2 separate regions of the Homo sapiens genome follow, and region 1 is linked to region 2. A link is a contact called in ENCODE POLR2A ChIA-PET data. All regions are on one chromosome and are shown on one strand. The core of a region is the stretch at or near the end of the contact, and the rest is flanking DNA. Distances in the headings are between cores, read along the strand shown.

Region 1 (3,897 bases), core at 698-3,197, 93 kb before region 2:
CTGGCCTACCGTTGCCTTCAGTGGCCCGCATTCTTCCACCAGCCACCACCCTCCGACCCCCTAGCCCTCCACAAGAAGCAGCATTGAGAGAGCTGTGGACTCAGGACCCAGGACTCTGTTTACGTGCCCAGTCAGCCCTACCTGGGGAAGCGGGGGTTGGGTGTTTTAGAGACAGGAGGGACATCTCCGGGTGTCTTTAGTCTTGGCTATGGTAGTTTCAGTCCAGTGGGTGGGATGGAGACCAACGACCAAGTGTTCCTGCAAGGAGAGCCTCCCACAGCTGTCACCATGCTCCAACTCCCACACAAACGCTTCTACCCCTTCCAGAACTTACCCATCATCCCCCCATGGATCCTTTCAGTAAAAACCCTTTCAATTTCCAAAATATCACTGCCTAAGTGTTTCAGGGTGCAGGGGCAAGGGATCCTCTTCTTGGCCCCCATGAGGGCCCACCTATCACTGCCATCGTGGTTGCCAGGAGTGAGAGGTGCTGGGATAGCAGAAGGCGGCCTCTGGTTGGTATGCACGGCTCATCTTCCAGATGGGAAAACCGAGGCTCAGTATGGACAAGAGACCTGCCCAAGGTCATGGCCAGAGAGAAAAGTTCCTGCTCTACCAATAAATCATAACTAATAGCATGATACATTTATTAAGCACCTACTGTATACCTTGACTGCTACATGCTGGATCTCACTCCATATTCCAGATGGGGAAACCAAGGCTGCAGGAGGTGAAGGTCCTGGTCTGAGATCATTCCCCCGCTCAGTCCCCAAGGCATGGCTGAGCTAAGAGATGGAGCCCCAGCCTGTTGGACCACAGAAACCACAACTCTGCCTCTCCTATCTGGTCGGGTTGGGCTCATTTTAGGGGAAACTGAGTCCTGGAAGGAAGCCAAGGTGTTAGGAGAAAGACTCACTGTTTGCTATTGTTTGATTTTTTGAAATTGGGTGAAAGGCCAGGTTTAGGGGCGACTTGGGCCTGGAGTAAGTCAGGGACCTTGACCAGATGTCCCTTTTCCTTTTCTTTCTTTCTTTTTCTTTTTCTTTTTTTTTTTTTTTTTTGAGACGGAGTTTTCACTCTTGTTGCCCCGGCTGATATGCAATGGCACGATCTTGGCTCACCACAACCTCCACCTCCTGGGTTCAAGCAATTCTCCTGCCTCAGCCCCCTGAGTAGCTGGGATTACAGGCATGTGCCACCACACCTGGCTAATTTTGTATTTTTAGTAGAGACAGAGTTTCTCCATGTTGGTCAGGTTGGCCTCGCACTCCTGACCTCAGGTGATCCTCCCATCTTGGCCTCACAAAGTGCTGGGATTACAGACGTGAGCCACCGCGCCCGGCCTAGATGTCCCTTTTTCTTGCCCCTCCCAACCCCTACCGGAGATCTACTGTATGTCTAGCTACTGGATCTTCACCAAAGAGTCAGCAGCAGGCTCAGAGAGGCCAACTGTCTCCTCCAAGGTCTCACAGCCAGTGAGGGGCAGACTTGAATTGGGGCCTGTGGCTCCAGTCCACAGCAGAGTGTGACTATCGTGAGGCCCCCACCCTGCACAGGGAGCGCCTTTGGGGTGCTGGAGACCAGGACTCCACTATGACTACCCAATGGACAGGTGGCCTGCAGGCCAAATGATCTCTTTCACCAGATCCCCCAGGTCCCCTGCCAAAGCACAGTAACCAAGATAGAAGACTCAGCCCCCTCCTCCATTTCAAAGATGGTTAAACTGAGGCTCAGAGAGGTTCTTCCCTGGCCTAAGTTCAGCTAGCAGGGTGAGGGAACTAGCTCTGCACTCCAAGTCCAGAGCGCTTCTTTCTCCGCCCGCGCTCCAGCCACTGCTCCAGGGGAGCGTGGGCCCCCGCGGCCCCTTTAATACACCCCGCCTCGCCCGCCTTCCTCCTCCCCTTGCAGGCAGACGCCGGGATTGCGCCGCCTGCAGGGACCTGCCCAGTCTTAACCGGGTGTGCGGGGAGCGCAGTCCGGGTGCGTAGGGGCCGCTCGGCGGGGGCCGCGCGGGCAAGATGGTAAGTGGGGCTGCGGGCGCGGGTGGTGTGTGCCCCGTCTCCCCAATCTTGGATTCTATATCTCTCTGCCTCTGAATCTATATCCCTCTGAGTTTCTTCTGTCTCTTCCTTTTCTCTGTCTCTCACCCTCTTTGATCTCTCTTTTTGGCACTCTAGGTTCTCTCCCTCTCCATTTCTCCCTGCCTCTCTCCATCTCTGTCATCCTCTCTGCCTTTTTCCTCTCCTCTCCGTTTCTGTCTTTCCCTGTCCCTATCTCTCCCTCCTCTTCTCTGAGTCTCTCTGCCTCTGGCACTCTCCTGTCTCTCCCTCTCCCTTTCTGTCTCTCCCTCTCCCTCTCTGTCGCTCCCTCTGCCTCTCTGTCTCTCCCTCTGCCTCTCTGTCTCCCTCTGCCTCTCTGTCTCTCCCTCTCCATCTGTGTCTCTCCCTCTCCATCTCTGTCTCTTCCTCTGCCTCTCTCTCTCTCCCTCTGCTTCTCTGTCTCTTCCTCTCTGTCTCTCCCTTTCCATCTCTGTCTTTCCCTCTCCATCTCTGTATCTTCCTCTGCCCCTCTGTCTCTCCCTCTGCCTCTCTGTCTCTCCCTCTCCATCTCTGTCTCTCCCTCTACATCTGTCTCTTCTTTTCCATCTGTCTCTCCCTCTCCATCTCTGCCTCTCTCTCTTCCCTTCCCCTTTTTCTGTGTCGCGCACTCTCTTCTCTGCCTCTCCCTGCCTTTCTCTCTGTCCCTGTTCTCTCCCCGCGTCTCTCCCTCTTTCTCTCCAGCTCTCCCCCCTCCCTGCCCGCCCCGGCCCGGTTTGCTGCAGTCTCCTGGCGCACGGATAACCTTGCTGCCGCCGCTCCTCCAGCTCTTCCCCACCCCCCTATCCCCGGCCCGGGCCAGGGCCAGAAGGGGGCGGGGCAGCGAGCCTCGGGTTTTGGGGTGGGGGGGAATGAGGCGGGATCTGGGGCAGGACTGAGGGCGGGGGGGAGTCTAGGGGCGTGGGTTCTTGCAGAAGCTAGGATGTGAGGTCCCAAGAGGAGGAGGGGGAGTTCTCCAGGACCCCGGAAAGGGTGGGGACATGGGCGTGAGAGAGGTCCTCGCTGTGGGGAAGGCAGGCCCGGGAGGGAGCCAGGCCTCCGAAAAGCCAAGGCTGGGAGGCTGGACTGAGCGCCCCGTGCCCGCCCCCCAGGTGTGCGCTCGGGCGGCCCTCGGTCCCGGCGCGCTCTGGGCCGCGGCCTGGGGCGTCCTGCTGCTCACAGCCCCTGCGGGGGCGCAGCGTGGCCGGAAGAAGGTCGTGCACGTGCTGGGTGAGTCAGGGCCGCTAAAAGTGGTCTTCTCCGCGAAAAGCAGAAGTGGCCAAGTGCGGAGAGGGGTAGCGGGTAGGGCGTTCCTGACGTCCGCGGTTCCCCCAGCCACTCCCCATCTGAGCCCCTCGCCCTCTCCCTGAGCCCCTGGACCCTTCTGATTCCCCGACCCCCACCCGAGTCTTCCCACGTTCCCCTCCCCAGAGACACCTTCCCCAGAGGCCCCCTTCTGCCCCTAGGCCCCTCCTCTGAACCCTGCTTGGTTGTCCTCAGAGGGTGAGTCGGGCTCGGTAGTGGTACAGACAGCGCCTGGGCAGGTGGTAAGCCACCGTGGTGGCACCATCGTCTTGCCCTGCCGCTACCACTATGAGGCAGCCGCCCACGGTCACGACGGCGTCCGGCTCAAGTGGACAAAGGTGGTGGACCCGCTGGCCTTCACCGACGTCTTCGTGGCACTAGGCCCCCAGCACCGGGCATTCGGCAGCTACCGTGGGCGGGCTGAGCTGCAGGGCGACGGGCCTGGGGATGCCTCCCTGGTCCTCCGCAACGTCACGCTGCAAGACTACGGGCGCTATGAGTGCGAAGTCACCAATGA
Region 2 (3,881 bases), core at 179-2,678:
TCCTCTGCACTTTTGCAAGTGCTTTTCCCTCTTGAAAAAGCCCTTCTCGGGTCTTGTGTAGTGGCTCACACCTGTAATCTCAGCACCTTGGGAGGCCGAGGAGGAAGGATCTCTTAAGCCCAGGAGTTTGGGACCAGCCTGGGCAACATAGTGAGACATCCTCTCTTAAAAAAAACAAAATTAGCTGGACCTGGTGGTGGCCTGCCTGTAGTCCCAGCTGCTGGGGAGGCTAAGTTGGGAGGATTGCTTGAGCCTAGGAGGTCGAGGCTGCAGTGAGCTATGATCATGCCACTGCACTCCAGCCTGGGCAACACAGTGAGATCCTGCCTTGAAGAAAAAAACAAGAAAAACCTTTCTCCTAGTGGCAAACTCCTACACATACTTGAAAGCCCAGCACAAATGCCCTCTCTTCTGAGAAACCCTCCCTGACTCCTCTGGCACAGCCCTTGCCCCAATTCTGGCCTGTCCCAGCCTCCCATCCCTCCTCTGGCCCAAGCCTGACCCCACAGGGTTAGGGGAGTGCATGGATCCCCTGCCTGCCCCAGACGGGCCGGGGGCTTCTCCAGAAGTGCCCATCCCAGAGCCATCTTTATCCTGTAATTCTTTTCACATTGATACATTCACCAACCCCTGCTCTGATCTTCCTGTGGGTCTGGCCTGTGCTGGGATCCCAGGGGAAGGGGTGGATTTAGAGTTCTGGGCTGGGGTCCAATCCTGGAAGGCCCCTCACAGCTGACCTTTGAAGTTTAGAAAACAGCCTTTAGCGGGGAGAGGTAAGGAGAGGGAAGTGGTTGGTGGAAGCAGTGTGGTTGTCTTGGACTGTGGAGGGGCAGGCGGTGCGGGCTTGAGGGACCAGTAGCTGCGGAGGGTCTGTCACTCCCTGTGGGAGCACATATCTGGCCCCAGGAGGCACAGTTGAGTGAGGCCACACAGGCCACCCGAGAGCCCCGTCTTGCAGTCTTTCCATTCTAGCGAGCGCGAGGGTCAGCGTTGCCTGCGAGAAGGGCTTGGTTCCTCGGGGCGACGGGGTCCGGGATCGGAGTCTATTTCACTCAGGATGGAATCAATCCAGGCAAGTTGGGCCGAGTTAGGAAAAGGTTTAGAATTAGGGTTAGGGTCACAGTAGGGTCAGGGGTCGGCAGTAAGGTCAAGGGCGCCCAGTGAGGGCGGGGAAAGCCTGGCCAGTCTGATCCAGCCCCCTCCCTCCGTTCTGCTTCTTCCTTATCCGCGCCCCCACCCATGGCGCCCCAGCATCCTTTCGCGTCTGAGTCCCAGGCCCATGAACTCCCGGGTCGGGGCCACGCCCAAGTGCACGCCCATCGCCGCCTCCAGGGTGACGCCCTGTATGCAAATAAGCCCGTCCCGCCCAATCAGCTCCCGGGGGCAGGACCGCCCGCTCCCAAGGCACCTGCGGCCGCGGGCCCCTGATCTTCGTGCAGCCGCCGCGGGTCCGTGCGCCCAGCGTCCCAGGGCCCAGGCCGAGCAGGTGCGTGTCATATCGGGTTGAGACTCCTGTGGTGTCCTCTGAACGGCTTCTGCGGGCTGGGTGGGTTTTGGAGGTCCGGGTGTACTGCTGGGCGTCCCAGGGTGGGGTGTGTGTCTAAAGGGGTGTGTGTCGTGGGGTGGTGAGTCCCCGAGGTTGTGGCAGGAGGGGGTTGTGTCTCCAAGGGGTGTGTGTCTGAAGGGTGTGGGTCTGGAAGTTGTGTGTCCAAGGGCTCTGCGTCTGAGATTTGGTGTGAGTTGGGGAGTTGGAGAGTTAGCTGTGTGTCCAAAATCATGGTGCTGTGAGGCCCTATTATGTGTCTGTGAGCTCTGTGATGTGGCATGTGATGTCCCTCTCTCCTGGTGTGCACTCCTTTAGCATTAGCGCATCCCCTGTGCACAACCCTATGCCTTCTTGCTGTGGGTGTACACTCGTTTGTCACAGCAGGATGGTAGGCACAAAACCTTGGAACGGGGGAGCAACAGCTGCCGGGGCCAACTCTCCTCCCTTTGCCTCAATGGGTACAGGAACAAGAGTCACATCCCCGTGTGGTTGTTAGCACATGACAAGGTGGTGGCAGCATTACTTTCACGGTCACAGTCCTCCCTCCCTATCTCTTTTGGGGTCCAGGGCTGCAGATATGGGTGACCTGTGTCCTTGGCCACCCTAACCCCTAGTTGCAGACCCAATTAGTCAGAAATAGCTGGCCGGGCACTGTGGCTCATGCCTGTAATCCCAGCACTTTGGAGGCTGAGGCAGGAGGATCACTTGAGCCCAGTAGTTTGAGACCAGCCTGGGCAACATAGTGAGACCCCCATTTTCTTTTTCTTTTCTTTTCTTTCTTTGTTTTTTTTTTGAGACAGGGTCTCATCCTGTCGCCCAGGCTGGAGTACAGTGGTGATCTTTGTTCACTGCAACCTCCAGCTCCCAGGCTCAAACAATTCTCCTCCCTCAGCCTTCTAAGTAGCTGGGATTACAGGCGCGTGCCACTACCGCCTGGCTAGTTTTTGTATTTTTAGTAGAGATGGGCTTTCACCATGTTGGCCAGGCTGGTCTTGAACTCCAGACCTCAAATGATTCACCTGCCTCAACCTCCCAAAGTGCTGGGATTACAGGCGTGAGCCCCTGCACCTGGCTTTAAAAAAAAATTTTTTTTGAGACAGAGTCTCACTCTGTCACCCAGGCTGGAGCGCAGTGGCTCAATCTTGGCTCACTGCAACCTCTGCCTCCCAGGTTCAAGTGATTGATTTTCTGCCTCAGCCTCCCGAGTATCTGGGACTACAAGCGTGTGCCACCATGACCAGCTAATTTTTGCATTTTTTGTAGAGACGTTGTTTCACCATGTTTGCCAGGCTGGTCTCATGTGATCTGCCTGCCTCAGCCTCCCAAAGTGCTAGGATTACAAGAGTAAGCCACCGCATCTGGCCAAAAAAAATTGTTTTTTTAATTAGGCAGGTGTGGTGGCTTATGTGTATAGTCCCAGCTACTCGGGAGGCTGAGGCAGGAGGATCACTTGATCCGAGGAGTTCGAGTCTGCAGTGAGCTATGACTGAGCTACTGCACTGCAGCCTGGGTGACAGAGCAAGATCCTGTCTCTAAAAGAAAAACAAAAAGAAAGAAAAGAAACAAAAAAATGGCCAGGCGCGGTGGCTCACACCTGTAATCCAAGCACTTTGGGAGGCTGAGGCGGGCGGATCACCTGAGGTCAGGAGTTCGAGACCAGCCTGACCAACATGGAGAAACCCCATCTCTACTAAAAATACAAAATTAGCCGGCCATGATGGTACATGCTTGTAATCCCAGCGACTCAGGAGGCTGAGGCAGGAGAATCGCTTGAACCCAGGAGGCGGAGGTTGTGGTGAGCGAAGATCGTGTCATTGCACTCCAGCCTGGGCAACAAGAGTGAAACTCCATCTCAAAAAAAAAAAAAAAAAAAAAAGAAGAAAGAAACAAAACAATAATCAAGGCCTCAGGCTAGCCTGGCCAAGAATCATCCCTGGGGAAGGGCAGGGCCCCTGGACCTTGGGCATTCGGGACAAGAACTCTCAGACTCTTGGAGTGAAGGAAACTGGATACAAAAAAGTATTTCGACTTCGGAGAACCAGTGTGTGAGGACTGATTTCCAGAGATGAAAAGGGCTTTCTAAAAAGGCAGGCTTGTTCCCTCATGTCCCCTTCCTGTTGTTCAGTAAAGGGGGAAGCTTGGCCTCCAGCAAACAGAATTTCAGGACAGTTAGGATCTTGGGATGTCATCTTAGAGAGCAGGAAGCTGGTTTGCAGGAGGGAAGGCTGAGGCCAGGTAGTAACACTAGGCCCCTCAAAAAAGGATGGAGCTCAAGGCCATGCCTCAGTCCCCCAAGAGAACAGAGGCTGGGGTCACGAGGCCCAGCTTCCTCTCC

Evidence for each region. ChIA-PET counts read pairs that join two places held with the same protein, here RNA polymerase II (POLR2A).
Region 1: POLR2A ChIA-PET joins it to region 2 with 12 read pairs in activated B cell. The contact joins the promoter of HAPLN4 here to the promoter of MEF2B in region 2. POLR2A ChIA-PET finds 5 or more read pairs at or near these places in 4 of 52 experiments (HCT116, WTC11, activated B cell and 1 more).

The regions. Positions count from the first base shown.
Region 1 is chr19:19,260,854-19,264,750 of GRCh38, reverse strand. HAPLN4 (hyaluronan and proteoglycan link protein 4) reads left to right here and starts at 1,947. Exons shown (of 5, transcript NM_023002.3): 1 at 1,947-2,021; 2 at 3,188-3,305; 3 at 3,576-3,897. The coding sequence starts at 2,019. TM6SF2 (transmembrane 6 superfamily member 2) reads left to right here. Exons shown (of 10, transcript NM_001001524.3): 10 at 1-385. The coding sequence ends at 87.
Region 2 is chr19:19,167,810-19,171,690 of GRCh38, reverse strand. MEF2B (myocyte enhancer factor 2B) reads left to right here and starts at 1,428. Exons shown (of 9, transcript NM_001145785.2): 1 at 1,428-1,486. The region is part of intron 5 of BORCS8-MEF2B (BORCS8-MEF2B readthrough); the gene reads left to right. RefSeq lists enhancers at 505-1,268, 1,749-1,798 and a silencer at 1,269-1,528.